Linked DNA regions of Homo sapiens: regions 1 and 3 are each linked to region 2. The links are chromatin loops, found by intact Hi-C in ENCODE. Cell type or tissue: Caco-2. All regions are shown on one strand. Links, peaks and the distances in the headings refer to the core of each region. The heading gives the core; the rest is flanking DNA. Region 1 overlaps PBX1 (PBX homeobox 1). Region 2 overlaps PBX1 (PBX homeobox 1). Region 3 overlaps PBX1 (PBX homeobox 1).

What was found. Peaks named below come from ENCODE experiments on the same cell type or tissue, not always from the same donor. Only the 100,000 strongest peaks of a DNase experiment are listed, where the experiment ranks them.
Region 1: a loop joins it to region 2, with 4 times the contacts of the local background. A loop is called at or near these places in 1 of 110 quality-filtered maps.
Region 3: a loop joins it to region 2, with 3 times the contacts of the local background. A loop is called at or near these places in 1 of 110 quality-filtered maps.

What each region holds. Positions count from the first base shown.
Region 1 is chr1:164,642,915-164,653,882 of GRCh38, forward strand. All of the region lies in intron 2 of PBX1 (PBX homeobox 1), which reads left to right. Among named protein-coding and RNA genes, the nearest start is that of PBX1, 89 kb to the left of the region's middle. RefSeq lists an enhancer at 7,887-9,013. In Caco-2, for the core only: no CTCF peak of the experiment used is centred there; DNase peaks (open chromatin) are centred at 4,567, 5,897 and 6,749.
Region 2 is chr1:164,584,096-164,595,063 of GRCh38, forward strand. The region is part of intron 2 of PBX1 (PBX homeobox 1); the gene reads left to right. Among named protein-coding and RNA genes, the nearest start is that of PBX1, 30 kb to the left of the region's middle. RefSeq lists enhancers at 6,538-7,505, 8,587-9,530. In Caco-2, for the core only: no CTCF peak of the experiment used is centred there; DNase peaks (open chromatin) are centred at 5,076 and 6,268; H3K4me3 peaks cover 769 bases.
Region 3 is chr1:164,678,259-164,689,226 of GRCh38, forward strand. The region is part of intron 2 of PBX1 (PBX homeobox 1); the gene reads left to right. Among named protein-coding and RNA genes, the nearest start is that of PBX1-AS1, 91 kb to the right of the region's middle. In Caco-2, for the core only: no CTCF peak of the experiment used is centred there; a DNase peak (open chromatin) is centred at 5,223.

The DNA of each region.
Region 1 (10,968 bases), core at 3,610-8,609, 60 kb after region 2:
GATGTTTTATTTTAAGATAAAGTATAGAAGCAACTGATTGATGGATTATAAACTGGGAGGTCCAGGATAAAGCTTCATTCTGAGGGCATCAGTATATTTCACTGGGAGCCTCCTGGGCATTAATTCTGCCGTTAATTTTGTTATTAGAAACCTAGCCAAACAAAGGGAGGTGGCGAAGCTTGAGGCTGGTTTAACCTTGATGAAACAGTGATTTCACCAAGGATGATGTTGCCCCATCCATCTTCATCCATCAAGGCACTGCTGAAATATGCTAATGAAGCCCAAAGATAGGAGCACAGAGCAGTTAAATGGGGCGTTGCAGACGCTCTCCCTACCCCCGTGACAGGGTGATGCCATTTACTCTCCAGATTTAGTATAGGAAAGAGAGCAATGCTGACGTGGTGTCGTGGTGGAAGATAGAATGGAGGCTCCACCTAATAAAAAGAAAGGGCAAAGTTCAGGGTATATATTCTAGAAGAAGATGGGAAAACTTGGTTTTTGGTGAAGGGGTTGGTTTTCTTAATTCTCTTTGGCTCACTTTCTAGCCAGTCCACACAAGAACCAGATATGTGGCATACTGCAGATAGGGCAACATTTTTAAGTTCCAGAATGTGACCTCCCACCATGTGCCAAAGCAAGTTATTTGTTACCATGTCAGTCTGCAGCACTGTTTGTTTCCAATGGTACATGAGCTAATACCTTGGCTTTATTTATTTATTTATTTAAGTTACAACCTTTTGGATACTTATGACATGCTGGGCATACTACTGAATTATTTTATATGAATTAATCTAATCAGATTCTTACAAATAGCCAACGAAGAAGCAAAGTTATCACATATATTTTATAGATGAAGTTTGAGAGGCTAAATTCATGTCCAAAATTATGTAACCAGTAAGTGGCATGGTTGGGGTTTAAACTCATGTCTACCTGACTCCAAAGCCCTTGTACAAAATCACTGTGGTCTGAAGACTCTTATGTAGGTTATAGCTGAGAATCCCTGATAACCATTGGGAGCAGCTTGACTCACATATTTATTGCTTGTATATTCTTTGGGTTCAGTTTAACTTTAACTTTGGCATTCCCTTCACAATTCTTTCTTTTGTAAATAGACTATAAGCTCTCTGAGGTCAGCAGCCAAGCCCTTTCTCTAATCTCCTAAATGTCGATGATGTCCCTAGTTTCTATGTGGAGTGTTTACTTTTGGCATCATGCTTCTAATATAGGGTTAAAAAAGGCTGGCCAGCTGCTTTCTGGTTTTCATTTCATACATTAGATGAAAGCCGTGGGGGATTTTACTTGTCTTTACAAGTTAATTCTACAGGATTCACAGTTAAATTTCTGTTTCTTTGAATTTATTGGTGGATCCACTTTTGTTTCCTACTAGTACATTACCTATCTAGTCTATATCCAACTGTACAGAAAAAAGTAAACCGCAAATGAAATTTTATTATTATGTATTAAACAGCATCTTTGGAGCAGTCTATATTAGGAGGTGTGTGTCAAATTCTGCTCATCTTAGGACCCTAGACAGTTCCTCTAAGAGAGCCTGCCACCCTTCGCTTACAAAATGCAGACCCTGAGCTAAGAGGTGGTCTTGGGCAAATCAGGCAAAACAATTCCTAAATCTAAAACGTTTATCAGCTTTTGTTTTTTTTTTTCCTAAATGGAGATAAAGTTGGAAGTTAAAAGCAAAAAAGAAGGATGGATTAAAAAATATTTAAATAAGATGCCAAGTAACATGAATTGCCTGAAATAGACTGTTTCAGGATAAAAACTGTATCTTGGCCTTAATGTGTCTTGTGCCATTTATTAAATCAGTTCTGAACTTTGGGGACTCCAGACTGTTATTAAAGAGTTAATAACCAAAGGCTTCAACGTCCAGGATGTTGTGTGGGTCAGTGTATCTTGCCAAGAGGTAACATCAGCCAGTGGAATCAGTTGGGCTCTCCGTCTGGCAGATCTGTCTCTTTCAGCTGCTCCTCCTCCAGTTTCTAGTCTTGGAGTTCATATACAGTAAATCTTTCTCTTAATAAAGCCGTTTTTCAAATCTGACTTTGGACTAGGGACTGCTTTTTCTCCAAATGCAACAGCTGTTAAACATGGTGCATTGGGCACGGTGTATATCTCTTTGTTTAGTTTTGGGTTTTTAATATGAGCAGAGACATAAAGGAGTGGGAGGACTCTATCGATTTCTTTCTACCCATGAGTCATCCACTGGGTTTGGAAATAAGGCCTCCAGCCTCAAAAGGCTTCTGGGCTCCCTGGGCTTCTCACCCTTAAGGATGAAGCCTATTGTGCCCTAATAACCAGTACAGGATTCCCCCCCTTCTTTTGGTGAGATAGAATTGTAGAGCTCAAGGTGTCCGCCAGCAGAGGCCAGACCTTTTGGCCCCTATCTGTCCCATTTACATGGGGAAAAGCATTTTTGCCCCCTTGCTCTCTGGTCCTTCTGTCACTGTCTCTGTTCCCAATGCACTAGGGAGCATTAACTCCCTGAAGGGGAAAAAAGTTCACAAAAGAAATGAATTATGCATATGGAATTCATTTCCTTGATGAATAGGGAATCTGAACAAACTCCATGGCTGTTTGATTTTAAGGCAGAGGAGAAGGGGGGCTTAGGGCTAAAGAGTATAGTGGGGGGTGATCAAAAAGAACTTGGAACAAGAGAGGTGGGAGAAAAACCATGGCAGGAGGACTTGGGATGGAAATATTGAGGACAAAGTAAGGGGACCTTTGAAAATAGTTGAGGGCCCATTATTCTTGCCAACACGTACACACAGATATATACCTCACTCCCGATTAATGTGCAAATTTGTCCCCAGGGAAATTGGAAATGGTAATGAGATTATACTGGGCAGAAATGACAACACTAAGGTGATGTGACCGTCCTGAATTAAAGTTTTTCAGTGATTTTTTAACTTTCTTCAGTCCAGGTTAACAATGGGCGCTTTGAATTTTGAGGCAGGAGTTGTGTGATAGGTAAAGAACTGCATTGAGAAGTGGAAGACTTGGATCCAAGCCTCAGAAGACACAGACTGTGTGACTGTGGGCAAGTCACCTCATCTTTCTGTCTCAGTTATCTCATCTATAAGTGGGGATTATGGCAACTGCCCTGGGGAAAAAATTATAAGGGCCAAACAAAAGTGCTTTTATGCATAACACAAGATGCGAATCTGAAGGGATTTTATTTTTCTCTCTGTGCCTCCTTTTCTTGATGGCATTTTGGTTATTCAGACCTAGTCTTTTCAGCAAGTCAGAATTTCTTTGGAGCAGAAGAATGAAGGGGAAATTGATTCAGGAGCAGCATGCTGGTTAAAGGAACAAAGAAACAAGTGAAAAATCCCATTTTAATCCTCACCGCATCTATGTTATGAAAACCATTTAAAATAATCAATCTGATGTTTTTGGCAAATTTAGGTACTGAATCAGTAGTGGTTACTGCATAACTAGTTTGATCAACAGTAGGAAAGCTTGTCATTGACAGCCACATACATTATGGAATCAACTAGAGGGTGGTTTTTAGAGCTTCCCTTGTAGGCTGACTACCTAGAAGAGGCAACCTCTGACCTGGCTGCCAAAGACCTGTGGATGCTTCTGATGGGGAGATATGGCCAAACCGACCCCTTACTTCTAATTGTGCTCCATTATTCCTTGTTTCTGAATGCAAAAAAGACTTGGGGACACCAAGTCTTCAGGAGAGATAATAGGTAGAAAGTCACACATACCTGTGTACATTTGTTAGGATATGTCCCTGCTCGTTGAGAGGAGAGAGTTTTTTTGATAGTTATGGGGTCTTAAATCCATTTCAGGATTGAGTAGATTGAGCAGGTCCAACTACCGCCATGTCTCTTTATTTTTCTCACCACCCAATTTCAGTACATGCAGTTTTTCACAGAGGTGTGTTTGCTTTACAGCAAATCCTTTTTAGGGGTCAGGATGTGTAGTGGAATGCCATTGTATCCTTTAGGACTGCCCACCGCAAACACATGCTGTGCACTCATACCTTTAGTGTGGTGGCATTCAGTCTGGTCTGCAGGGCATGGCCCTCGGAAGAGTGTGGAGATGTCCCAGGACAGCCTTCCTGGTAGTAAGGGGGGCAGCCCTACAGGCTCGGGGGTCCCACCCCAACTTCAACCCCTGCACCTTTGTTTCATGGATTTTATTTGCTTGGGTTTGTGGGAAAGAGTCTGCTTTTAAGTAACCTTTGAAACCCAGTGGTGCAGAGAATAGACCAATGCCTAGTATGAATTATTTATTTGTTTATTAAGATTTTCATGGCACCTTCCCTTTCAAAGCTCAAGGCACTGAATGAACTCTTCAAACTGATAGCAGTTAGCACTAAAGGTTGAACAGGGGCCGTTGGAGGAGGAACCACTAGGGAGGATGAGAAAAGAGGGAGGAAGAGCAGAGAGAAGAGCACGGCAGTCCGGACCCCAGAGCCACCACTACAGCCAAAGGAGGAAAATCGTAAAGACTGCAGGCTTCCCAGGAAGGAATCCAGCCCTGCTGGGAAGTTGTTTTGTTATCAGGGAAAGTCACTTCCTTCTGTCAGCCTCCTCCATGAAATCGAGGTGACCTAGTTGACCCCCTGGGCCCCTCCCAGGTATGATCTTTTAAGAAGCCTGAGGAGCTTTCCTTTTTAGGTGAGCAGGCCTAACCCTTCTGCCAAGTTGTTACGGCAATAAAAATCATCATAAAATTTTTTTTAATGTTATGCATAAACCTTTCAATAACAAGTATATTTGGTACAGAGTGGTTTTCAACCCTGGCTGAACATTAAAATCACCTGGGGAACTTTTAAAAAATATTACTGGTGCCTGGGATCTACCCTGGAATGATGAAATCAGAACATCTGGGGGCTGGTGCTGAGCATCTGTATTTTCTCAAAGCACCCCAGCTTTTTTTTTTTTTTTTTGAGACAGAGTCTTGCTCAGTCGCCCAGGCTGGAGTGCGGTGGCGCGATCTCGGCTCACTGCAAACTCCGCCTCCCGGGTTCATGCCATTCTCCTGCCTCAGCCTCCCGAGTAGCTGGGACTACGGGCGCCCACCACTACGCCCGGCTAATTTTTTTGTATTTTTAGTAGAGACGGGGTTTCACCGTATTAGCCAGGAAGGTCTCGATCTCCTGACCTCGTGATCTGCCCATCTCGGTCTCCCAAAGTGCTGGGATTGCAGGCGTGAGCCACCGTGCCCAGCCCACCCCAGCTTTTGTGTTATGCACTGGGGTTGTGAAATACCCGGGGACCTGGGAAGGCTGACAATAGGAGGTGAGCTTGAGTGTGCCCAAAGAAAGGCAAAGAAAGGCTTATTATTAGGGGTGTGATTTAAGTGTTTCCAATTAACAGTGGAGGAAGGAAACTTAAAACTGTACTTTGAAGTTACCAAGCTCTAGGTTATTCTTATAGTAAGTGTAGCCCATTTGGCTTGTGTAACTTATTTTTCACATACTTCAAGGCCAGGAAACTTCAGAAGTGTCACAGCAAGTTCTTTGGCCACCTCCTCACTAGCTGGCTCCCACTGAAAGTGTTAGCCACATGCCAGCTACCGTTGTAGGGAAATCACACTTAGGATATTTTACTTGCACGCAGCAGAGAGGTTGCTGTTATCCTCCCCATTTTACAGAGAAGGACATGGAGGCCCAGAGAGGCTACATAATTTTCTCTGGGTCCCAAAACCTGTAAATAGTAGAGAAGGGGATCAAACTTGTTTATCTTACTCTAAGCTACCCCACTCTTTCTACTATACCTAATGCCTCTTAGAATGACCCTGGACTTGTTGATTTGTCAGCTGCTTGCCCTTGGCGGGAGGGCGTTTGGCTTTCTTTTTCAGATAGGAGAGAAAACATGAGAGGAGAAATCAGCTTCTGCAGAGATTACCTTAGAGATTGAGCAAGGCAGTGTAATGTAATGAAAACATGCACCAGAGCAGGGGCCTCTAGCCCCAGGGGCAGGCTTGCAATTAGAACTGGGCTAAAAGAAAGAAAATTGTGGGAGGGTCCAAATGAGTAATATGGGAAACATGCTTTTTGTTTAACTGTGATACCTTTGGTATCACAGTTTTGTGATTGATGTGACTTAGGCTGTTTGCCTCTTTCATTCCAAGATGACACACCTCTGTGGGGTTACTTTGTGTTCATTCTGGACCTGGATCATTTTCAGGGGGTCCATGCTAGAATGTACTGCAATGTGGGAACATTGGCCTACAGATCTAGTTAGGTCCTCTCCCACCGCCATGCGCTTAGTCACTTCACCTGCTGCCTTCCAAAACAAATGGGCTGTGTGTGTCTCCTTCCCTTAACAAAGTATTCTATAATCATATTTTCTAGCTTAAAACAAAATTAGTCTTTTAGATGTAAAACACATCTAAAGCACTTTTATTAATGGATCGCTTTCCTTCAGGGATTACAGTGCTTAGTATGAGGTGCTGACTCATCTATTTTCATGCCATATAGGGAAGGAAAGTGTTAACTATTTTCGAATGTAGAGAATACTTTTGTTGGGAGTCTCTAAACCTTAAACCCAGGACCTGTTTGACAAAACTGTCATCCTCCCAACCCCTTGAAAAGATAATGCCCTAAATCTATCAGTTTTTTCCCCCCAGTATGCGAAAGTGGCTGTTTTCTGGTGTTAGTTGTTCCTATGTGTGGCTTGGAGCCATGGCCACTTGGCTTCCTAGATTGTGTCCCATGAATTCAAGCATAAGGAGCTCCCAGTCTGCTGCACCTGGCCTCCCTTGTCCTTCACATCCCTGCAGCATACTGTAGCAAACTTTCAAGTTAGCTTTTTATTGCATTCCACCCCCTGCCAGGGAGCAAACTTAAACTCATGCAACTCAAAATGACCATGCTGGGTCTGTTCTAAGTTTGAATTTGGACCTTGATCCAGCCTTCACATACTTTCTCTTATGAATTCCTCTTAATGCTAGTTAATAAAAATATAATGGCTTTCATGTCCCTTCTCATAATAACATTGCCAGCTTTGGGGGTTCTTTGAAAACTTTGCTTGAGAAGTCCATGGCCAAAAAAAAACAAAGATATTTGGCTTTAAAATATGGTCTTTGCTTACCAAACTCCTCTCTCTGAGGAAGGGAGAGAAAGAGTTGAAGGTTTCTGGGAAAGGGGCATAGAAGCAACTCTTAACTCTGGCCATGTGGATCTGCAGACAAAATTAGGGCAAATGTAGTGCTACAGATCCCATCCCCGGGCCTCACATTGTGGCCAGCCATATGGAGTCAGATTTGGAGACTTTTTGGAGATGGGGAAGCCACTGGACTCTTAGGCATCTGGTGTAAAGAGAGACTTTTTCTTTGCTACTTTTTTTTTTTTTTTTTGAGATGGAGTCTTGCTCTTTTGCCCAGGCTGCAGGGCACTGGCGTGATCTTGGCTTACTGCAGCCTCCGCCTCCCAGGTTCAATAGATTCTCCTGCCTCAGCCTCCTGAGTAGCTGGGATTACAGGCACCTGCTACCATGCCTGACTAGTTTTTGTATTTTTAGTAGAGACAGGGTTTGACCATATTGGCCAGGTTGGTCTTGGACTCCTGACAAGTGATCCGCCCGCCTCAGACTCCCGAAGTGCTAGGGTTACAGGTGTGAACCACCATGCCTAACTATCGTTGCTACTTTCTATTGGAAGAGAAGGCAGCCCTGATTTAGTCTGTTTACAGTCTGCATTATGTGGAGAATAGAGAGCCATCATAGTCCCTAAAACTTTCCTTGCCAGTTAACCCAGCAGGACAACCTGTCTTTGTCTCTTGACAACTGTTAACTGAGAACAGGGCCCTTGCTCCTCTAGGTGTGCACATTAAGGACTTTGCACAGTGTGGATGTAGCTCATGCTGCTCTGCCGTCTAGTACATGCTGCTTGAATTTTCATCATCATCCTCCACTCCTTCCACCTCCAAGAAAAAAAAAAGCGTGCAGGAAGTAGCATTTCAGATCCTTCTCCACCACCTCTGCTTCCCTTCTCCCTTCTTTTCCTCCTTGCAGCATTCCCTTTAGTACCAGGGAGGGATGGTGGTTGAAAATGGGGGGAATGATGTTGCTCAGAAAAAAAAAAAATCAGCCTAGACCTTAAGAGGTGAGGGGAAAGGAAAGAACACTTCAAGCATAGCCCAGCCCAGGCATGTCAGCTCCCACCCCAGCCTCCTTGTACCTCCCATCTCTGAAGGAGGGTGATGAATTCGGTTTCCACCAACATTAAACTGATAAATGAAATTTGTATGTTAAAACAATGATAATTTAATTGTATTTTATTTCCTTCTTTCCCATCCACACTTGGATCTCACCCCCCTCCCCATTACCCACCCTTCAGCTTTGGGGAGGGGGTGGTGGAGGCTGTGCAGGGGAGGGGGTGGTGGAGGCTGTGCAGAGGCGGGGGCATTGCAAGCTGTCGGTTTGCATTGTGCGGACGGGGAAAGGTCTCTACCTGGCTCATTTTGTCCCCTTTGCTTAGGCTGTCACTGCTGACAGTCCTCATGTTTATTTCATCTCGCGTGGTGGCTGTCTCGTTTCCCTACCCTCCGATGTCATTAACGCACAGAGAGCGGGCCCTGCAGTGTTGAGCCTAATGAATTCCGCTGTGGCTGCTCTGCTCCCCACCTCGTTACCAAAGCTCAAGGTGTCAAATTAAACCCAGCCTAGAGAGAAAGAGAAAGTGCAGGAGAGAAGCAAGAGCAGGGGAAGAGGGAGGTGCAGAGAACACATAAACAACCCTCCAAAAAGAAGAACAGTTGAAGGTGGGGGGAGAAGAAAGGAGGGGAATGAGACAGAGAGGAGCCCACAAATGGGTGACTTTCCTCCTGCGACCAAATCCACTTTAAGCATGGTGACATCCATGACTCACAGCAGGACCTAATGACCTATTCTTCCCCGGGTGGGGTTTGTACCTTGGCCTTGGCTGCGGTTTGTTGCTTTTTCCTCGTTGTCTGGTTGATTTATTTTCATGGTTTATGCAGATTGGGCACCTCGCAAAGCAGACAGAGCAAGTAAGAGGAGTCAGAGCTTATGGAGGGAGGGTGTGTGTGTGTGTGTGTGTGTGTGTGTGTGTGTGTGTGTAAGGAAAAGTAGAAGCCAAATGTGAGCTCTTGGTTTGGTGGCTCTGATCAGCTGTGGAAATCTATGTTTCAAAATGGTAGAAAGAGGAAATCATCACTTTTTTTTTTTTGGAGAGGGAGTCTCTGTCACCAGGCTGGAGTGCAGTGGCACAATCTCAGCTCACTGCAATCTCCGTCTCCCAGGTTCAAGCCAGTCTTCTGCCTCAGCCTCCCAAGTAGCTGAGATTACAAGCATGTACCACCACACCCAGCTAATTTTTGTATTTTTAGTAGAGACGGGATTTCACCATGTTGGCCAGGACGGTCTCTATCTCCTGACCTCGTATAAATTTAAATAACCCCTGTGGGGGTACTCTAGCAGATTTTCCTCCCCTCACTCCACCCCAATTTGGAAAATAGTGATTCATTTCATCTCTTTTCTATATAACCTTGTGTCATTTACAAAGCATTTTCCTTTATATTATTGGCATTTTATATTTGGGGCATTTTGTTGGAGATGACCATTAATAGATTCTTCCCATTCTACAGATGGGAAAAATGAGGGATAGAGATGTTAACTTACTTGCTCAAGGTAATAGAACTAGAAGGTGAGAGAAGAGGGTTACATTTCAGATCCTCCCTTTCCAGAATTCAGTGTTTTTCCCTTATACCACTAAACTTCCTAGATTTTTGTCAAGAGGTGGGAGGAAGTTAAAAGATAAATAAGCTTGTGAATTTTAAAACTTGAAAATTTATATACAGCAAAATAGTTAGACCTAAAATATACAGTTTGAAGTGTTTTGACAAGTAAATATACTCATGTAACCAACACCCCTTTATCACCCTGGAAAGTTTCTTTCAGCCCCTTTTACTTCTCTTACCACCCGCACCCCCACCGCCATAGTTTATTTTTGCCTGTTTAAACTTTTTTTTTTTTTTCGGACAGAGTCTCACTCTGTCGCTCAGGCTGGAGGGCAGTGGTGCGACCTTGGCTTGCTTCAATCTCTACCTCCCGGGTTCAAGTAGTTCTGCCTCAGCCTCCTGAGTAGCTGAGATTACAGGTGTGCGCCACCACACCCGGCTAATTTTTGCATTTTTTGTAGAGATGGAGTTTTGCCATGTTGGCCAGGGTGGTCTTGAACTCCTGACCTCAAGTGATCTGCCCGCCTCAGCCTCCCAAAGTGCTGGCATTAGAGGCGTGACCCACCACACCCAGCCTTGTTTAAACTTTGTTAGTAGAATTACACAACATGTGTACTTTTGTACCCGGCTTTTACTTATCACACTGTTTCTTGAGATTTATCTGTGTTATTGCTTGCATCAGTACTTCACCCCTCCTTATTATCGAGTGGTATTCTATTATGTGAATACACCACAATTTTTTTATCCAGTCTCACTTGTTTTTTTTTTTTAAATCTTTTTACAATAATTTAGTATGTAAGATACAATTTTTTTATAAGCGTTTTAGAGCACATGGGTGATGGCCTGGCTCCCTGAATTCAGTGGCAGGGCCGTGGTGCTGGGCAAGAGGGATGAGTGAGGGGCTGAGCATGGTGCCTTACACATGTAATACTAGCACTTTTGGAGGCTGGGGTGGGTGGATCACTTGAGGTCAGGAGTTCGAGACCAGCCTGGCCAACGTGGTGAAACCCCGTCTACTAAAAAACAAAAATTAGCCAGGCGTGGTGGTAGGCACCTATAATCCCAGCTACTTGGGAGACTAAGGCAGGAGCATCGCTTGAACCGGGGAAGCGGAGGTTGCGGTGAGCCAAGATGGTGCCACTGCACTCCAGCCTGGGTAACAGAGTGAGGAGTGAGCTGAGGCACAGGGCAGACAAAAGCCTGTCATGGCCGCACCTCTCAAACCTGGGCCCACAAACCCATACTTTAAATGGCTTGGAACTTACTTGTTTCTTTGCTTGGGGCTCATTGTC
Region 2 (10,968 bases), core at 2,322-7,321:
TAGTTGAAGGAAGGAAGGGAGGGAGAGGGGAAGGAGGAAAGGAATCACAAATAATTCACCTAAATCTACTTTGGATTTACTTATATTTTTAGAGTGAATATCTTAAGAAATTATTTCCAAAAGCCAAGTGCAGTACGGTGCATACCTATAAATCCCAGCTACTAGGGAGGTTGAGGTGGGAGGATCACTTGAGCACAGGAGTTCTAGTCCGGCCTGGACAGCATAGTCAGACTCAGTCTCTAGGAAGGAGGGAGGGAGAGAGAGAGAAAGAGAGAGAGAGAGAGAGAGATCTAAAAGTAGTATTGTCTGCTTGAAGGATACTAGTTTGTTCATCTTATGTATGCTCTTATGTGATGTGTCGAGAATTAGAAGACAGGATGGAAAAGCCTCTTAGATCTCTTAGATCTATTGGATCACTCCAGTTAAGTGCTCAGAGAGAAAGGTTTCTGGTTTGGATCAGCATGTTACTGAATGGGGAGAAGTTCTTGAATAGCTCTCTGTTTTCTGAGTTAAGATTTTGTGTTTTGGTGTGTGAAGAGTAAGAGGGGTATCATGGAGTAGATGGGGGTGAGGTAGAATGGGAGGTGTGCAAGAGAGGACACCTGAGGACCGTGTGAAGGCAAGTGATAATCAGACTAGGAAGCTGGCTGGACACAACCTTCCAGTGGGAGAGGCGGAGGTGAGGGGGCAGCTGCTTCTTTAACTAATCAAGGGCTCAGGTTCCAGTACCTTCCTTTTATCCCCATCCACAGTTTGGCCTGTCTCTTCTCATCTGCAAAATCTCCTCTTTTCTTTTTCCCCCTCTTTTAAAAGCTAAACTAATTTTCTGTCTGTTCATGTTGACCTTTTGTCCAGTTTTCCTCCCATCAGATGAACCAAAATACTAGAAAAGGACTCTTCCATCTACTACTACTGCTAGTAATAATAATAGTAATAAAATAAATAAAACCAGGAAGCTAAAAATGGAAATTAACTAATTAATTTGACATCAATGAAAGAGGTTGTAGAACTGGAGGCAAGGGAAAGAATGGAATGGACATCTTTCTGGGCACACTCCTCACTCCTTCCCCAACCCCTTCCAATGTGAGTATGTGTAATTTAAACCTCTTCCTGGGGAAGAGTGAAAGAAGAATTTTACCCACCTTTTTCCATTCCCCTCCTCCCTTAGTGAAAATTCCTAGTCATGGTCTGTGATATCTCAAACTTGGCTGTCACTTTTTGGGGTCATTCCCTGGGGATACCCTTCCCCCAATCCCAGGGCAGTTCTAATGTTTCTGAGTAAGGAGTAGTGAGAAACTCAGTTTTCCCTGCAAACTTCCCTCCTCATCAGCCCCACTCAGTGTTGAGTTTAGCATTTGCTTTAGTGGCTTTGCTATTTATAGACTTGTCTGGGGAGGTTGGGGTTGGGGGACAGTGTCAGGCAAGGAATCTCACTGTAGTCTTTGAGGGGGGTAGTCAGGCATTGAGAACCAGTGCATTTAAATAAAAATGTCCTGAACATTTCTTTTGGCTTGGTTTAGAGACCACTAGAACCAGTTCCTTTCTCTGATTCTTTTCTGTGGTTGCTTCACTTTCTTGCTCAGTAGAACCACAATCTATTAAGATTTCTTATTTATGTTCTTCTTAGTTGCCAAGGCTGCCATCCTGACTTGGGCATCTTGGCAGCTAATAACAATGTATGTCTAGCTGAGAAGCTTTTAGCATTTTGGGTTGTAAACTTTTTCTTTACATCCAATGTTCATGGGAAGTCCTTTCTTAAACAAGAACCCCCTTCCTTTCTGTAATTAATGAAATAAATGTCAATATATAGTTTCACCTCTTCTGTATAACATCCTTTGAATAAGTAGTGCTTATGACATTCATTCATTCATTCATTCATTCAGATATTCAACAAATGGCTTTTTCCAGGAGTACTTAGTAAAAAAGAGAGAAGAACAACTGGGGAACCTGGCAGTACAACTTTGATATTCACAGATAGGTGCTGTACTACACACATGTTGAAAGAACTGTAAATGTAGGTGATTGCTCTCATAGTCCTATGGGCACACACATCTTATGTTTAGGGGTTTACATTGGTGGACTGACTTATTGCTGTAATGTGTTCAGACAAATAGGAATAAGAAGAGCAAAGGGGTGTGTACTATCTGCAGAAGACACATGTGCATGTATTTCATTGCTGTGCTAGAGGAAGCTGCTCATGGTAAACGTGCTGAAGTTATCCCTGTTGCAAGAACAAGCATCAAACACAGGACTGGGCACGTGATGAATGTTCAATAAATGCATGCTTTCCCCTTTTCATTTCCAAGGTGGAATGGAAACATCTGAGCCCATGTGGAGCAGCATTATGATGCAAGGGAACAATTACTGGACTGTTCTATGTTGAGTTGATAGGTAATGAGGGGGCACCTCACTCAGAACAATTTCTTATCTGTAATGGGGGCACTAGTTACACTCATTATCCAGGCCCTGTCCACTTCCAGGGAGGTTGTGAATCTCTAGTGAGATGGGCGTAAAATGCTTTGTAAATTATAAAGCACCATGTAACTAAGATTTCTTTGTTAACCTATACTGTCACAATTGCTTATAAAATCAAAGCAAGAGAAAGAAGTCACAGATTGGCAGGCATGTGGAGGGCTGATTTAGAACATGGCATAGATTTAGAAATCCTGTTGAACACAGAATTCGTGGGGCATGCAGTGAATATGGAGCTGGAGATCTCAAGGGAGTTGAACAGAGAGGTGTGATTGAGAGTCAGATGATGGTGAGTCGAGACCATTATCCGCAGAGGGAACTTGAAAATAGAGGTTATCTGCCCACAGAGAGAACAGTGGCAACAGTCCACCAGGATTTTATATGGAGAATGAGATTTGAATGTCGACCTCACACCCAATTTCAGCAGCAGCTCTGCGTTGTAAGGATGTCATGCATAACGAGGTATACCAGCGAAATAGCAAGCCCATGCTTGACATTGAGCAGCATAGGGTGTTGTTTGTGTGTGTGTGTCCCTGTTTCTCATTCCCGGTTTTACATAACTGGGATGTAGGATGCTACAACTACTGCTGTATCTTCAGGTAAGATGTACTGCTATCTTTCACTTTTATGTAGATGTGTTCCTAAAAAGTGTATGGGTGTGATTTTGGTAATCCTTATCCTAAACTTAAGTCCATTCCTTAGTTTCATGGAAGCAATGTATATGACAGAAGGAACACCAGAGGGGAGTGTTGTGGAGAGTGTTGTGGTGACTTGGTAAGTTGCTTACACATTGGGGGTCTTGGCTGTCTCATCTCTAAGTGAAGGGGTTAGATATGAATGATTAATAAGATCCCTTTCAGGTCTATGCTTCTAGCACTCCCTTTTGTCGGGTGAGGAGCCCTTTTTGTATTGTGTATACTCACCCAGCACTTTATCTGCCTCTTTGTTGTTAGCTGATGATCTTTGTGTGTCTGATTTTTTTTTTTAAGAGTAAGGATGTCATGCACTCTTATTCAAAGTGTAGAGTTTATTCTCCCATTCATAGGAATGCAAAATGAGAAGTTTTAAATACACGGATTCACTTCCTAACCCAGTTTCTCAGAAGATTAATGAATAGTCATCCTGTTGACCCATCTGCTTCTCTTCTTCACATCGTTTTGTGCGGATGAGGCACACACAGACACAGAGTTCTCACTTGCAGCAGTCCGGCACATACAGCCTCACACGCGCCACACCAGGGGGTGTCCCCAGGAGAGGTAGAACAGGTGCCAGATGTTGCAGCAGTACACTCCTCCCTGATCCTCCTTCTCATCCCCCACCCCTTTTCTGAATCTCCTGCACAGTCACTGAAGTCCCATTTTTATATGCAAGAAGAGAAGAGAAAGAGCCCTAGGATGCAAGGATGCCTTGTCACCTCTCATCTTCTGTGCTGGGATAGACACCTGATCTTTTTGGAAGTGAAATCCAGAGTCTGGGGCAAAGACCAAAGGACAGAGGCCAAACCAAAAGTGACTGCATGGTTGCATGCGGGCCCCAAATGATTGAATGAAGCAAGGATACCCATCGCAGGGAGCTGAAAAACCTCACATCCAGATGCGGTCAGAGAGGTTCACAGAATGAAAGGCAGTCTGATGAGTGAGTGAGATACACCCGCCTGTAGAGCACAATAGAAAAATCAATAGTAAGGGGAGGTGAAAGAGTTTCAGCTGGGTTTTATTGAGCACAAAGAAGACAAACTGGCTTTTGCTGTGACTTCAACTGTATGTTAATAGTGCTTTTTAAAAACTACAGTACAGGATTTGGGGAAAAAAAATCACACGGTAAAAGTTGCCAGCCAGTATATGTAAGTGCACACACACACAGAGATGAGGAAAAAGAGAAAAGAGAAATACACTCCGGACTAAGCTTTTTTTTTTTTTTTTTTTTTTTTTTTAGTTTCGAAGCATATGGTGAAGTGTGCTATAATTTTATATGCATATATATTCTTTATTCTGGACTTCCAGAAAGCAATGAGTTTCATCTGTTTTTTTCCCCACCTCTGGTTCCTTCTTCCTTTCCCTTGCTCTCTACAAGTCTGCTGTGGCTTTATTAGGAATTCCCTTTGGTTTAGGGGGAAAAAAAATAAGAGGGAGAGAGAGAGAGGCTGGAGGGGGAAGAAACAAAACTAGCTCTTGGCTGGCCGCCCACAGCATGGGCCCAACAGCCTTGTTTGAGCGCGTTGCCCCGGCCTTCTGTTTTCTTAAGCTCAGCCCCCTTTATCCCTCCGCCCCCACCATGCCCTCCTTTTCCTAACTGGGCTGAGGGAGGCTGTTTCTACCCTCCTAACCCTCTTTTTTCCTTTCTGTTGTTTAAAGAGAATCTTTCTCTCTTTTTTGAGGCTCCAGCGGCGAGAACAGCAGCGGATTTCTCCTTGCCGGCCTCTCCCCTCCTCCCCAGCCCCCTCCCCGATGAAGGGTTCATCCAAAGTTCGAATCCAGACTCTGAACAAAGTGGCGCAGACCTTTTCCTGACTCCTCACCCTTTGTCCTCATCACTCAGTGACAGACAGGAATCAAATGCTGAGGACCCAGGCGGGAGAGGGGCAGTGGGGGAGGGAGGGGAGAGGAGAAAAGTTCCCATTAACTCGCCGGGCCCTTAACAACCACTGGAAGGAGGAGGGGGGCGCGGCTGAGAAAGGATTTTTGTTTAAGTTTCTGCAGGCACACACACAGCATTCCCAAGTTGTTTGCAGATGGTTTCATCTGGTTTCTGTTTGAGGGGAAGAGAGTATGGGATGATCAGTAAGGAGAGGGGGCGGGGAGAGGGAAGAGTCTTCTCTTGACCAGAAAATGATACCTGTGGTGTCTTTTCCTGAAACTGAAAACATTAAAGCGTTCTGATCCCAGAGAAAACAAATTCTCTGGGATATAAGGGTTCACCTTTTGGAGGTGGATTACACTTTTCAGGACACCAGAGAACCATAGAGCAAATTACTTCTTCCAGAGTGCTAAATGATCCCCTGGTGCCCTGGAAAGAGACCGTTTACCTCCAAAAGGTGAGTTGTTTATTGCCAGAGAGTAGAATATTGGCTGTAATGCCTGCTCATCCATCCTTCTCCATCCCTGCGAGGTATTTAGGGTGGAGGAGATATTATCCACCTGTCACCATGGGGAAGGAGACTGACAAATACTTTTCTGATTCCTGTTCCTAAGATTGAATTGCTGGGGAGGAAGGTGAAGTGACTTTTCCAAGGTCTTATAGTGATCCAGTGATTGAAGTTGAATTAGATTTCTGTTCCTGTTGTGGTGCTCTTGTTTGTCAGAGAAAAATAAATATCTTAATGCTCACACGGAGCCTCCCGTAAAAAGGCTGATAAGAAAGGCCAGGTGCGGTGGCTCATGTCTTTCATCCCAACATTTTGGGAGGCTGAGGTGAGACATGGCTTGAGCCTAGGATTTCAAGACCAGCCTGGGCAACATAGTGAGATCCTGTTTCTACAAATAGTAATAATAATAAGACATCCAGGTGTGGTGGCACATGCCTCTAGTCCCAGCTACTCGGGAGGCTGAGGTGGGAAGATTGCTGAGCCTGGGAGGTCAAGGCTGCAGTGAGCCGTGATCGTGCTGCTGTGCTCCAGCCTGGGCAACAGAGCGAGACCCTGTGTTGAAAAAAAAAAAAGCTGGGGGTCAGGGAGCAGATAGAAGAAATACCTTGGCCAGCGCAACTGGAAAGGGAGGAGCCAAAAGGGGAACACTTTCTTGATTGTCCCAGCCTCATTAGGAGCTACCACAGGGCTCTCCTGCATGCTCCTTGTTTTCTTTGTGCTCTGGACTTGCTCACTTGCACTGCTTGCTTCTTCCCAATCGCCGCCGCCCCCCTGTGCTTCAGGTAAACAAGCTGCTCTGTGGGAAGTGAATAATGGGGCCTAAACTGACGAGGAGGAAGTTAAGTTGAGAGGTGCCGTTTTTGGTGAGCCTTAATGAGGAGGACAACAGTGTGAAATCTTACTTGGCATTGTGACCAGGAGATCTATTGCCTTTTCCTCCCCTAAATCTTCAGAATCATAGTGGACTATATATGACTCCCAAAAGTGTATGCTTTTACCTAGCCCTTGGAAGCTTGGATGGTTAGAGCAATTGGGAGTTTAGTCTGTTGGGGTAAACAGGGCATTGATCTAAGGATTTGTTAAACTGTAAACCAAATAAAGAGCAAAGTCTGCTCTACAGGGATGTTGAAGATTCAGGATATTAAAAAAAAAATCTCTGACTGCATGATTACCCTTCCAGACATTTATTGAGGTTTTTGTTTGTTTGTTTGAGACAAGATCTTACTCTGTCACCCAGGCTGGAGGGCAGTGGTGCGATCTCGGCTCACTGCAACCTCCGCTTCCTGGGCTCAAGTGATTCTCCTTCTTCAGCCTCGTGAGTAGCTGGGACTACAGGCGTGTGCCACCACACTTGGCTAATTTTTTTTTTTTTTTTTTTGAGATGGAGTCTTGCTCTGTTGCCAGGCTGGAGTGCAGTGACATGATCTTGGCTCACTGCATCCTCTGCCTCCCAGGTTCAAGCGATTCTCCTGCCTCAGCCTCCCAAGTAGCTGGGACTACAGGCATGTGTCACCATGCCCAGCTAATTTTTGTATTTTTCGTAGAGACGGGGTTTCACCATGTTGGCCAGGATGGTCTGGAACTCCTGGCCTCAAGTGATCTGCCTGCCTCAGCTTCCCAAAGTGCTGGGATTACAGGCGTCAGCCACCGCTCCTGGCCCCCAGTTAAATATTTCTGGAAAAGAGTTCTGTTCACAAAAAATTTTGGAATCAAGGGAAAACCTTATTAATTAAGATCTTTGATAATGTGGATTCTAAATAATTTCGGGCTAAGTTGAATGAAAACTTACCTTTTCACCCATGAAAAAAGGAGCTCTGTAACTATATTAGTAGCACAAACGGGTTCATGTGAATGTTTACCCTGCTTAAGAGAGTAAACTTTTCAGAGTTAGCAGCAGCATTTGCATACAATAAATGTTCTAATTACTAATGATCCTTGCCAATTAATTAAAAGTATGTCTGTCATGGCGCTGCTTTCTTGGCAGTGCTTTTATTGATGATGAGCTTGTGTGCATATTAAATAATACAGTGACATTTCTTTTTAATGTTTCCTAACCCAGGCTTTGTATGGCAGAACATTCTGTTAGCAGACTTGTGCAGGTTTTCCTATCCTACAAGTAGAGAAATGGAGAGATCCATGCCCTACCCTGAGCCTGAGAGTAACTTGGTGATAGTGTCTGCATTCTAACCCAGTGCTCCTGTATTTCCTTGGATTCTTGTTTCTTGTGAGCCTGTAAAGGCATTTGCAAAGTTGGGGCCTTCTGTGAACAGGGGTGCTGTGGCACTGCAGTTCATTGCAGTCTAGACTTTCCACCTCCCCTGTGGCACTTTTGGCAAGTTGACAGGTATAATTGATGAGTTATTCTAAGAATGTGATTCCTGAGTAACTCTAGAGTGGAGTGACTGTGTTTCTGAGTAGTTAATGTGGCTGGGGGGAAAGGCAGATGAAGGGGATGGGGGTTGGGAAGCTGGAGGGAGGTGGGGAGGAGGGCCTTTGTTCAAATCAAGTTGTGTTCAAGTCTGTGGTTTTAAGAGAGAGCAACAGCGATTCTTTCCTAGCATATGAAATCTTCACAGGGCTCATAGTTTGAGTGTGAGAGTCTGGATGAGGTTCATCCCAGTATATGTCCTAGGAAAGGAAATAGAAACACTTAGCTTTGACGTGTAAACCTCCATGCCAACCATTTTGGTTGAGTTTAAGGGAAATCACAAAGCAGCTTCTATTGCTGCAAATTTGCCTAGTAGCCCAACTTTCCAAAGTTAAGATCATCCCTGGCAGGCCTTTAATTCTCAAGGGTCTGCAAAGTTGATGGTCTGTTGAGAAAGGAAAGGAGAAGTTGAGGCCACAGTTGTGATTACCATTTCTCCTTGTCATTGAGAAGCAGCAGTGTCTGAGCAGAGTCTGAGGGTGCTGGCCCTGGCCACAGAGGCTTTGGGGCAGAGTCTAGCCTGGACCAGGGGGAGTGAAAGGGAATGGCCTTGTTGGAATTGGCATGGCATCTCCACACAGTAAGTTGAAAAGCAGTACAGGATCTACGACCACATGTGGCCAGCCAGGTGTCAGGGCTTATTGCTCCTCAGGCTTTGAATTCTGTATCCCCAACCATCCCTCCTGAGTAGAGTCTCTGCTGCTTCCTGGACACACCAGGCTCCCACGCGCTGGCCTTGCTGAGGATAAAGACTGCCCCTGGGTTTTCTGTCGTGAGCACTCACCTGTGACAGGCTGCTCTCTCTCCTTCCCCACAATGGGAACTTGGGAGCTAGTACTTTCCCAGCATTTGTATGTAGCACACAATCCTTAGATTTTTTTTTTTTTTTTAATTTGAGACAGAGTCTTGCTCTGTAGCCCAGGCTGGAGTGCAGTGCCGTGATCTTGGCTCACTGCAACCTCTGTCTCCTGGGTTCAAGGGATTCTCATGCCTCAGCCTCCCAAGTAACTGGCATTACAGGTGTGTGCCACCACACCCAGCTAATTTTTGTATTTTTAATAGAGATGGGGTTTCGCCATGTTGCCCAGACTGGTCCTGAACTCCTGGGCTCAAGTGATCTGCCTGCCTCGGCCTTGCAAAGTGCGGGAATAACAGGCATGAGCCACCACGCCTGGCCAACCCTTAGATTCTTTTTTAACCCAACTTATCTCTTTATAATTCCAGACATCATTTTGTTGGATTTTGACTCCTGGTGGGTTGCTGTAGTAGCACTTTTATTTTTCAAATGTTAGGTGGACCCCAGGTGCCAAGGTTACTTCCAAAGAATTAATCTATGCCCCCAAAAGGTTAGAAATACTGTGTCTGCTCCCATACTGTCTCACCTTTTACCTGATGAGAAAAATAATCAGAGAGTCCTGGTTGTAAACCCCAGCTTCAGTGGTTACCAGTGGCACAACCCAGGGCAAGTTACTTCTGTAAGCCTCTGTTTTGTTTTCATCTATAAAAATGTGGGTATTTGGTTTACCTCTAAAGGTTGTGGCGGCGGGGTGGGGGCTGGAAAAATAATAAATAGCCAGAATTTTGCAAAAATATTGCTAAGTTTTTTCTTCCTTTTTTAGTTTTCACTGGGTTGAAAACACACCATGTACTTCCTTTAAAATATAAAGTGCCTTGTGCTTGGGGACCAAGGTGCTTTTCACACATAATGCAGGCACTTATTGTTATTATCTCCGTTTCTTCCGTGGCTCTGCATGACTGTTCTGAGAATCTCTTGCTCTCGAGAGATTGAGCTCCTGATTCTCTCAGAGTTCATTCATGCCTGTAAGCTTGGAAACTTTAAGGTGAGGCTGATATTTTCTTCCTTTGGGAGAAGCTTCACTTTTCCCACTTTAGCCTTCTTTCACCTGTCATACCAGGTTGCTGTTTCTTGGTAGAACCTCCTGGGAATTAATAGCATAGTGTGATTATTATAATAACTTAATTTCTATAGCACTTTATTAATTTCATGTCACTTTCCTATTTCATCTCACATCAAAGGTGGCATTATCCCCATTTTAGAGATAAGGACGTTGAGCCTCTATAAAGACATGATTTAAATTCTCCTTCTAACTTGCTGTAGGAAGATCACGCAGAAGCACAAGATGAAACACAGAATGCTAAAGCTGCAACAGAGACTTGGGAGATCATTTAGTACAGCACTGAGAAAAAGAGAGATACTTTTCTTTTTTTTTGAGACGGAGTCTTGCTTTTGTCGACCAGGCTCGAGTGCAATGGCATGATCTCGGCTCACTGCAACCTCTGCCTCCTGGGTTCAAGCGATTCTCCTGCCTCAGCTTACCGAGTAGCTGGGATTACAGGCACCTGCCAAATTTTTGTATTTTTAGTGGAGACGGGGTTTCGCCGTGTTGGCCAGGCTGGTCTCGAACTCCTGACATGGTGATCCTCCTGCCTTGGCCTCCCAAAGTGCTGGGATTACAGGCATGAGCCACTGTGCCCGGCCAAAATAGAGTTACTTTAAATTTAAGTAGAAAATTTAAAATTTTTAATTGCCACATTAAGAAAAGTTTAAAAAAGGTGAAATTAATTTTAATAAAATATTTTCCAGTATATTCAGAATACTATTTCAACATGTAATCAACATAAAAATGTTAATGAGATATTTTATAATCTCTTTTGTCCTAAGTCTTCACTATTTTGCATGTATTTTACCAATTTAGACCAGCCACATTAAGTGCTCAGTAGCCACAGTGGCTAGTGGCAACCTTACTAGACAGCACAGATCTACTCCAAATATTTAATTTTATAGATCAGGACACTGAGGCCCAGAACTGTGATTAACTAATAAGTGGCAGAAATGAAACACGTCTCCCTCCAGAGCTCTTTTCATTATACTGTCTTCACTCTACTGCTTTGAACGTGAAGACAAAAGAACCCGGTTTCTGTTCATACTTTTATATCCTCTCTTATGCAGTCTATAGCCTGG
Region 3 (10,968 bases), core at 2,220-7,219, 94 kb after region 2:
GCTCCTGAGCTCTGCATTCCTTTTCTGTGTACCCAGGAGCCGCCAGCCCTGTTTGTATCCACACAAGGCTCTCTGTGTATCACAGCCAGCATAGAAGGCATAATCCTCCTCGGGTCTGTGTCTCTATAATTTATGATGCTTTCAGATTACCAAACACAATTCATTTGGCAATGAAAGAGAATAGTTTTGTGCTATTGTCCTCCATGTGTGGGAAATTGCATTTTTGATGAGCAGAGCCATTGGCCTTCTTCACGTGACTGGCTGAGAACATGAGCTGGTAACCAAGGCCTGAGTGAAAAGTCTTGGGAACCAGTCATCCAGCTGCCACAGCCCATTTAGGGGAAGGCTAACCCCACATCCCTGCAACAATTTAACCTATGTCTTGTAATCTGTTAGTTTTCATCAGCCAATATGTACACTTATATAATTATCTCAGCAAAACCCCTCTTTATTAAAGAAGAAGGTGATAGATTGTTACTATCAACACAGTGCTAAGGAAACCACAGCTAAGGGTATCTTCTTCACACGCCACTCTCTCATCCTCAGTCGGCATGGTAGTTTTATGAACAACTTTTTTTTTTTCTCTTAGGGCATCTGTTAGATGCATTCCAAGCTCCAGGGGAGACCTGTGTGGAGGTGCAAGAAGGAGGAGCTCTAAGGTTATTTTAATTTAGATTTATCTGAGACTCCAGAAAAATCACGTACGTGGTGTGGAAATTATCCTCACATAGGCAGAGGGAGAAAACACTAAATTCATATTCTACATGTATCTTCTTGTATCAAGACCAGTGTTTTCAGAAATGAGTTTGCCAATAAATATAAAAACCATCCATCGGTTTTCTTCCCAATACTCATTCTTCCCCTAAACGTTACATAGGTTTTTATACTCTTAATTAACCACATCCAATAATTTGTTTCCTAGGCTGGGCTAGCTGGATGATGCCTTTTTATCTGGTTAAAGAAGAGTCACCAGGCAGGAAATGATGGTAGAGAGATGGAAGACTACAAAACCCTTGCCAAATTCTGCACTTTTTGTTAGTTTGTTTGCACTGCGGAAGGATGAAGACAGTGAGACAGTTACTGAGACCATCGGCTGCTGTGGACATCACAGTGGGAGCAGTCTACTGGGTGGGAGGGGTGCTGTCAGGTCTTGGGGACCTTAGTAGGAGACAAGTAAAATTATGATGCAGTGGAAAGGCTCCTTTGAAAACAGGTGATGGGACACAGTGTATGCAATCCTGTGGGCTTTTGCTGCAAGTAGGCAGACCCCTTTCGTTTGACCTTTTTATTTATAAAGTCACAATCTGAGATCATCAGATTGTCAACAACTACAACAATAAATCCAAGGTCATTGGATCTGAAACCCAACACCTGTATTGAATCTTAAGAAAAAGAAGACAGGTTGTATTCATTTAAGCATTGTCTAAGTAATTAGGAGACAAAATTTGCTATTATCGTATGTTTCACAGTTATGTTCTAAATTTATGCACCTGTGAGTAGCACTATAGGTTTTCATTAATGTTTGTGTTCTCATTTGATCTTTATAACTACCCTGTGAAATAGGTACTTAGGACAAACATTGATCACCCCTCATTTTAAAGATGGAAAACCTGAGGCTCAGAAAAATGAAGCTCACAAATTATGTCTTATGACTCCAAACTCCTGCTGGTTTTTTTTTATTTGTCTGAAAACTGACTGATGTGATCTTATTTGGACAAAGGAGTGTTGTTGGAAATATCAGTCACGTGAATTAATTAACAATTTCTTCCTTCCTAGCGAGAGTAAGACCATGGAGTAGAGCAGATATATTAGTCCATTCCATGTGGAAATCCGGCCTGTAGTTGTATATTCGTATAGCTATATGTTGGTAGGATGGACCTACATGGTTTAATGAAAGTGGAAGGAAAATCTATTTTCAGTCAGATCCTATAGATATTTCATAAGGAATTAGAACTTAGTTACTTAAAAATTATATTCTAGAGGTTTATAAAGCAAACATTTATTATATTCATTTACCTTTTTAAAAAATTTTAAGCAAAGCCCATACTCCTGTTTTGGGGATATCTGAAAGAGAGAGCATTTACAACTTTAGAATTACAGATTCATGAGGGATCTGATTTTATTTTCTTTTTCAACTTTAATTTTTGATTCAGTGGGTACACATACAGGTTTTATTACCTGAGTATATTGTGTGATGCTGAGGTTTGGTGTACAGATAAAGCGATCTGATTTTATACTCTTATGCAGTGGATCTACCACTACTACAATGACTGCTACAGGGCTGCTAATGTTTCTGAATATTGTCTAAGTACTTCTAGAAATAGGAAAGAAGATCACAGAATCATAAATTCTTCTATCTTAAAGGAGCCTTCAGGATAATTATTATTTTACAAAAAAATGCAGCTAGGCTATTGTATACATCAAACAGGCTGTTTTTTCTCATGGTGAACTGAATCTGCTTCAGTGGAACTTTCCCCATTCTGTCTGAGGTCTCCCTTTGGACACAATGTAGAATAAATCTATTGCTCTCCTGCATTCAAATAGTTGAAGACTTATTTTTTACCTCTTCATCTTCTCTTCCCTAGGCTGAACGAAACGAAAACTCTCAGTTCCTTAGGTTTCTGTGCATTATTTCTAATTTATTCTTAATTCATAACTCTATAGACACTTACAGAACACCTACTATGTGTGAGCCTGGCATTTTTAATTTAAAACCCTTTCCTGGCCAGGAATGGTGGCTCATGCCTGTAATCCCAGCACTTTGGGAGGCCATGGGAAGAGTATTGCTTGAGCCCAGGAGTTCGAGACCAGCCTGACTCTACTAAGAATTTAAAAATTAACCTGTCATGATGGGAGCGTGCCTGTAGTCCCAGCTACCCAGGAGGCTGAGGTGGAAGGATTGCTTGGGCCCAGGAGTTCGAGGCTATAGTGTGAGATCCTATCTCAAATAAATACATTAATAAATCATTTTCTTTGTAATACAAACTCAACCTAAGAACTAGATAAAAGAAAGCCGATTTTACTTTTTTCCTTTGTGCTCAGGTAATAGAAAATGAAATTTGTATGTATGTTTATAACATGTACATTTATACCTGTATATACATATTCATATGTATTTTTAATCATAGGGAATGAACACTAGAAAGTAAATGAAAAATGAGTTGAAAAACTAAGCATTTAAAATAAATCAATTGACTTTTGATATATTAAGATATTAATTTCAAGGTTAATTATAGCCTCCTCTTAGAGATACAACTGTTCAAAGATACATCATCACAGCTGATTGTCAGGCCTAGATGCCTGTGAGGAGAGAGACTCAGCTTCAGTAACCTGTTGAAGCCAGAACATAGAAAGTAAATGAAAACTCAATTGTAAAAACATTCATTAGTTTAAACCCTAGACACTGGGGCCTACTTTAGAGTGGAGCGTGGAAGAGGAGTGAGGACTGAAAAACTACCTATGAGGTACTATGCTTATTACCTGGTTGACAAAATAATTCATACACCCATCCCCCATGACATGTAATTTACCTGTATAACAAACCTACACATGCACCCCTGAACCTAAAACAAAAGTTAAAAAAAAATTAAACCCTTTTGTCCTCAATGTTTTGATATTTGGTCCCGGGAACTCAAATTTGCCTTTGTCTTAACTGGTAAAAATATTTACCCGGAAATGAAGAAACATTAAATACACTAATATGTAAAGACTTCAGAGGGAACGTTTAAGAATCCAAGCAATCAAAATAGCACCTTTAAGTATTTCTGTAGTGTATGCTGTAAGTACTCTATAAAAATGTATTAATATGTCTTGTTAAAATGCCATTTACATACAATGGTAACATAATTATAATTACACGTCTTTCTTACAGATTTATTAAAACAGATGTGATCTACCAATAATGTTTTACATCTGATGGAAAGAATTGGAATATAATAATCCTACTTTTCTTTAATGCATTACTAATTCAGACAGGCCCTTCTGGTTGTTCTGAATTGGAGAGAGAGCAGACACTTCAGTTGGATTTGGAATCATCCACTTTTTTTTGCAGGTATTTCGAAAAAAGCCTGGTTTTGGTACAGCTCTTCCAGAACCCACGGGAAGAACCTGTTCATCAGCTCATCCATCCGTCTGCTGAGTAAATGCTTATTGAGCATCTACTGAATGCCAGCACTGTTCTTTGTTCTTGGAATACATCAGTAAACAAAATAAGGAAAACAAAACCAAACCTCCTGACCTCAAGGAGCTTTTATTTTAGGAATGATGTCTTTTAGTCATTTAATAGTTGCTGTTTTTATTAACTCTTAACTGTACCCATAAACTGGATACTTTCAACTTAAAAAAAAAAAAGAGAAACTAATTATGTGCCCTAAGGATCACCAGGCCTTAGGTTCTACCTTTATTTTTCTTCTACTGTTAAATAGCAACCTCATTCCTCAGGCTGCTGATGGAATTGGTAACTGAGTAATCAGGCCACTGTGCTCGGGGACATAAAACCTGTGGCTGCTGCCATTGCAGAGTCCCGTCATGGATCAGAGTTCGTCCCTGGGAAACAACTTGTGCCGACGGAAGGAGTTCTTCCTTTGCTCCCCTCATACCTCCCTTCCTTGCAGATGGGATCCTTGCAAGGGCAGAGCAGCTCTTAGAGTTGTCAGGCCCTTTTCTTTCATTCTGCTTATTTTCCCATAGGCGAGTACTGCTCAGAACCCAGGCTGTGAGTTTTTTGATGTGGAAAGCTATTTACTAAGCATGTCTTGACGCAGAGGATGGAGGGAAAGAAAGCCTCCAAGAGAGTGGTGATTCTACAACCATCATCAAATTTTGGTTGAAAACTCAAAGCTGCTGATATGTATTAGTAAGCAGATAACAGTAACATCCTGTATTTGCATGGCCCTGTATCAGTCAATAGCATTCAGATTTGTGTGGTGGTGTATAGCTTTCCTTATTTCATATCAGGTGTTTTCATTTGATCCCAAGTGGTATGTCCTGAGACAGAAGAAATAGCCCCATTTTACAGAAGAAGAAACCCAAAATTGCAAGGAATTTGCCTAAGGTCATTAGAAAGTGTCTAAAATAAGACTTTGACCCGGACTCTCTGATTTCAAGCCCAGCGATTCTTCTAACAGGCCATATTCTTTCACTTTTATTATCTTGACTTACGCAACAAAGGAGATAAGCCAGGTACATGTCATTAATCTTCCTATGTATGACAACTGAGGCTCCAGGAGGTTAAGTGCCTTGCCTAAGATTACTTGGGTGGTGGTAGAACTGGTTTTCAAAACCAGATCATCTGAATGGAATCTAAGTCTTTCTTCTGTATCACCTTGTTAATGTGTCAGGAACTACCACCCCACCTTCCAAAACACATACACACTCTCACTTTTAATGCGGACCCATCTTAGAATAAACTAGTTAAGGACTGACTGCTGAACATGGTCCAGAAACTTACTGTCAAATTTTGCTTTTGAGATGTGCTTGTGTTGTGTGAAGTCTTTTTTTTTTTTTTTCAGTATTGATGAGGGATCACTTTAAGATTTATTGGATTTTGTTTGTTTTGTTTTGTTTTGTTTTGTTTTTGAGACAGGATTTCACTCTTATCACCCAGGCTGGAGTGGAGTGGCGTGATCATAGTTCACTTCAGCCTCTAACTCCTGGGCACCAGCAATCCTCCTGAGTAGCTGGGAATATAGGCATGTGCCAACACACCAGGCTAATTTTATGTATTTTTTAGATTTTCATAGAGATGAAGGGGTCTCAGTATGTTGCTCAGGCTGGTCTTGAACTCCTAGCCTCAAATGATCCTCCTGCATTGGCCTTCCCAAATACTGGGATTACAAGCATGAGCCACTGCGCCCAGCCTGTAATTATTCTAAAGATTTCTTTCCTGTTTATGTACAGAATATCTAACAGCTATGCTTACCTTTAAAGCAGCCTTATGAATATCCTTGTGAATTCCTTAAGCTCAAGGGTCTTGTTTGCATTTTGTAGGTATATCTGTAGATAGATCTTACCTATCTCTGGCAGGTAACATTATCATCATGTTTTCCCTGTTTCTGGACACTTTGTGAAAGCATTGTAGAAATAAAAGAAGTCTTTATTCTTTGACCTCTCTTATGCATTATGAATTCTGAAAAACTGAGGGAGATAAAAGGCAATCTATGCTTTACTGCTTTCCCTAAGTTTTGAGAAGCAGGCTTAAAAAAATGCTTTAAAAATTTTAGATGCCATAATACACTGAAAATAGGGATCTCAGGTATTTGAGGCAGACCAGGATTCTTCTTTGACCAGTCCTTTCACTGAAAAGACTGTATTTAGATATTTCTCTGAGTGTTCTAGATTCATAGACCCAAATGACCTCTCTGAGCATCAAGATACATGAAGAAGTTACTTCCTGAGGATAATAAATATGAAAAGAGAATTATCACCCTCTGCTTTCAGAAATCACTTAAAAAGGAAGGGAGTGCTTTTCCCATGAGGTTCCTGAGACAGAGTCCTTATGTCACCTTGTATTGGCAAAAAGATCTGGGGCACTGTGTTTGACGATAGCACTTCTTTGTTCCCCTCCCGATATATTTACAGAATATAATCCTATTTTGCTTGCACTCATTTCCATAATACTGAAAGTAAATAAACCTTATATAACGTTTTATGGTTAAGAACTACTTAGTCTTGTGTGTGGAACTTCAGCAAGAAGCAAAAGAAAATTCACTTATAGATATGTTACCTCACGTAATCCTCACCACAACCTTAGGAATTAGACATAAATTACAAGAACCAATTACTGATTGGGAAAGTAAGTCTCAGAGAGGTTAATGACTTCCTCAAGGACACAGGATGTTTCTTGATCTGACCAAGACGCGGGCCTCGTTTTCTGAATCCAGGGTTCTAGTCCTGTCTTTTAGGAGATGTCTAAGTCATACAAAAGCATCACTGGCAGATTCCACCAGTGTTTTATTCACACCTTGCAACAGCCTGCTTTTTGAAGGTTTCTTGCTGTCATGGCTATTCATTCCTATGAGGTGGAAATGGCTTTTTTGGTATCTCTTTGCATTATTACAGTTGTTGTTATTTTTAGTTCTATTTATATGAAAAATGTACTTTTTAGCCCACAAAAATAGCATAGCAGCAGCTTATCAAAATGTCCCAGACAAGTTTACTTCAACAAATTAGTAACACCTTCATGCTTCCTGTGGTGGAAGAAATGCAGAGTCCACTTCCTCCCAGTGAACATCTGAGCCAGATTTCTGCTCCACTCGGTCCCCCTTCCCACCTCTTACAGCCATGAAATAATGTGAGAGTATTTGTTTCCCCTGCAAAGGGAAGAGGGTCCAGAGACAAAAGGGAAGTTAGTATTCACTGGAAGCCTCCCTGTACAAGCAACAGTGTTAGGACTTTTATACACATTTTTACAATTATTACAGCAGTTCTCAATTATTGAAACAGAGGGTAGGCATTTCCCCTTTTTCAGAAGGGAAAAGTGAGAATTAAGTTAATTCCAAAGTCACACAGCTAGTGAGAGAAAAAGCCTGGACAGGAACTCAGACTGTATGACTCCAAAGGCTAAGTGCATTCTATACACACAGGCCGCCCTCCTGGCAGTGAGAGTTCAGGATCTGTTGGAGAAAACCTCAGACCATGGTTTTCTTGCAGCTTCTGCTGGAGAACATTAGGTGCCTGTTCCCCCGTGGTGAGTGTTACAAAGTGCAGCACCACCCAGGGGAAGAGTCTGGGCCTTGGAGTTAGACCTGAGTTTGAATCCTCCTTCAGATATTTACTATTGATGACATTGGCAATCAATGCTGCTGAATTTCTCCAGCCCTCCATTTATTCATCTATTAAGGGGAGAGCTACCTACAGGGCGGGGAACTTACAAGGATTAGATGAGGGGATATGTGTAAAGGCCTAACACCCAGTAGGTGCTCACTAAATGATGTTCCTTATTATTATGGTGATTACCACTGTACTCTTTTCAGATGAAAGTGTTCGGTCACCTGGAACCTGTGAGTATGTGGTTTTTGATCTGTGACTAAACTGTTCACCCATTTCCCAGTTTCTCTGCTGTGTCAAATATCAACATTTTACCAGGTTTCTCTGTTGTTGCCAAACCTGTCATTTTTATTTGGTGTGGCTTCTTGGGAAACTTCCATGGCCCATTTGATGGGAATCAAACAGAGTGAAAACAAGGACAGATGCAGCAGAGGTGGCATCAGGAACAAATGGGTCATAAGAACTTACCTTGGCAGCAGCCCCAGAATGGTCAGGAGGAAAGGCACTTTAAGGTATCAGAAGGTAGAAAGGAGAGGTTGGATGATAGAATGGGGAAGGGATTCCTCCTTGTGTTCACAGAAGTGAATCAATGGGAGACACAAGGTTACCACTTAATATTCCTGCTCTCCTAGGCATGGGTCAGGTACATCTTCAGCCATGGGTAAGTTTGTTCAACAAATGAGTGATCTTTGGGAGGCTGAGGCGGGCGGATCACGAGGTCAGGAGATTGAGACCATCCTGGCTAACACGATGAAACCCCGTCTCTACTAAAAATACAAAAATTAGCCGGGTGTGGTGGCGGGCGCCTGTAGTCCCAGCTACTCGGGAGGCTGGGGTAGGAGAATGTCGTGAACCTGGGAGGCAGAGCTTGCTGTAAGCAGAGATCGTGCCACTGCACTCCAGCCTGGGCGACAGAGCGAGACTGCATCCCAAAAAAAAAACCAAAAAAACGAAAACAAAAACAAAACCAAATGAGTGATGCATTGACCTTTCGTAATTCTTGGATGCAAAAGTAGAACTCAAGCTACTTAATAACAATCATGGTGGCATGGGCACCAGCAAGTCAGGGTGGACAACAGCCATAGTTCTGGAGCATGGTCCTCAAGACTACCTTTTGTATGCAGAGTATTAACACTTTAACTCTTAGATCCTTGGAACATAAGGAAGAGAGGCTGGAACAAAAAGGGGTTGGCATTTGGAGGTGGAGAGGTAGTGTAAGGCACAACTGTTTATCAACTGGTATCTAAGTATTTCAGGCCAGACACGTGGCTCACACCTCTAATCCCAGCACTTTGGGAGGCTGAGCCAGGAGGATTGCTTGAGTCTAGGAGTTCAAGACCGGTCTGGGCAACATGGTGAAACCCTGTCTCTACAAAAAATACAAAAATTAGCCAGGTGTGGTGGGGCACGCCTATGGTCCCAGCTACTGGGGAGGCTGAGATGGGAGGATCCACCTGAGCCCTTGGGGGTCGAGGCTGTAGCAAGTCATGATTGCACCACTGCACTCCAGCTGGGTGATAAAGTGAGACCTTGTCTAAAAAAAAAAAAAAAAAAAAAAGGAAATAGTTTAGTGTCTAGCTTCTGGTCCACTTGTACTGGTGTTGACTATGTATCAGCCCAGCTTATGTGGCTACAGGGATTCTCGTTGCACATCTGAATGAAGCCAAAAACATACGCAAGGTTTTAAGAGTATTTGATGTCTTATTGGCAATATGAGGTGGACCAGCCATACAGTTAGTAACATAACCAGCATTGGCTTCTGGCACTTAGTTCTGAGTTCTTTCCGAAGAACTTATATATGCAGAAACTGGACTTAGCACTCACTTAAAGAAGAAATAACTTTGATAAGAACCAGGTGGGTTGTTCTTTCTCTTTATTGGTTTCATGTTTTCAGATCTTGCTAACTCTCCCCAGCTGTGCCCTGCAGTGGAGACCTATTTGAGACTCTGTTATGATATGCCCAAGATACCACACATGCCCTAGGCTCTTCCCCTAGCGACAACCATGGTGCTCTCTAGGAACTAATCTTTGTGGCAAAGACCTTTGCCCGGGGGACACCTGCCTCTCCCAGCTCTTTTCCCCTCATGTCAAGGACCATGCATCTCATGCTATCTTTTCATCGTCATTTTCTCAACCTTAGGGCTTTATCTTTGAAACGTGTGCATCCGCCTTTAGACACTTTATCATTAACTGGAAATTACTGTTCAGATAGACTTGAGGATAATTATTCACGTTATTAAAAAACATTCCTCAGTTCGGTAAAGTATTTGGTAGCAAGCTCCTATAAGTAGAGAGAGTTTCTGATGTATTTGAGTACAGATCAATTACAACTTGAAGGAGAGGTTGGTGCATTGCTGAAGAACTTTTAATAAAGTTGCAGGTGCTGTCAGAAATGGAACCATACCTGAAAAATAATAACTGAAATTTCTTCAGTTCCATAGCATTGCAAAACTTACTTCCGCATTTGCTCATGTGATATATGGGATTTCCATCTCTAATCCTTTGCAAGATGGAAAGTCTGCCACATACATTTCTAGCGAGCCATGAGGTAGCTGGAAACTGCCACCATGCCATACCTAACCCCACTCACACCAGGGCCATGACCTCTTACACCTCTTTTTTAAGGTCTTCATCAATGACACATGACCCTAACAACACATGACTCTGTCGCCACTTTCCATTCTTCCCCCAATATCTCCCCTTCTAGGAGATTTCAGAGCTTTGCTCTTCTCTATTAAATGATTGTCATCCTCAGATGTGGGCTAAGAAAAAAATAGGATCTGATTTCCTGAACTCTTCTTTGCACACAGCCTTTCATGGAAACTGCTGTAATGCAAGTCTGGGTATTCCCTGAAGTGGCCCTTCATGTCACTATTTGACTAAGGAATAGGAGGGAACAACCCCGTCTTGCCTCATCCCTGCTCTCTCAGCCAAAGAAGACCTGTGTCTGGCTGGAGGGTGGCGTCGCGCCTCCCCTTGGTGCCGCAGGCCACGCAGAGAGGCAACGACCTTCCTCCAGGGCTCCTATCGAGCTGGGGAATGAGTAATTGGGACTCGCCAAAGTGTTTAAACACCAGAATTGAAATTAATGTCCCCTCATTGCTGGGTACGCTGACAATACATTACGGCAAACACCTTCCCAAAGTGAAATGAATGTTTGTTTATCCTCATGAAATATACATCAAAACATGTTGGTGGAAG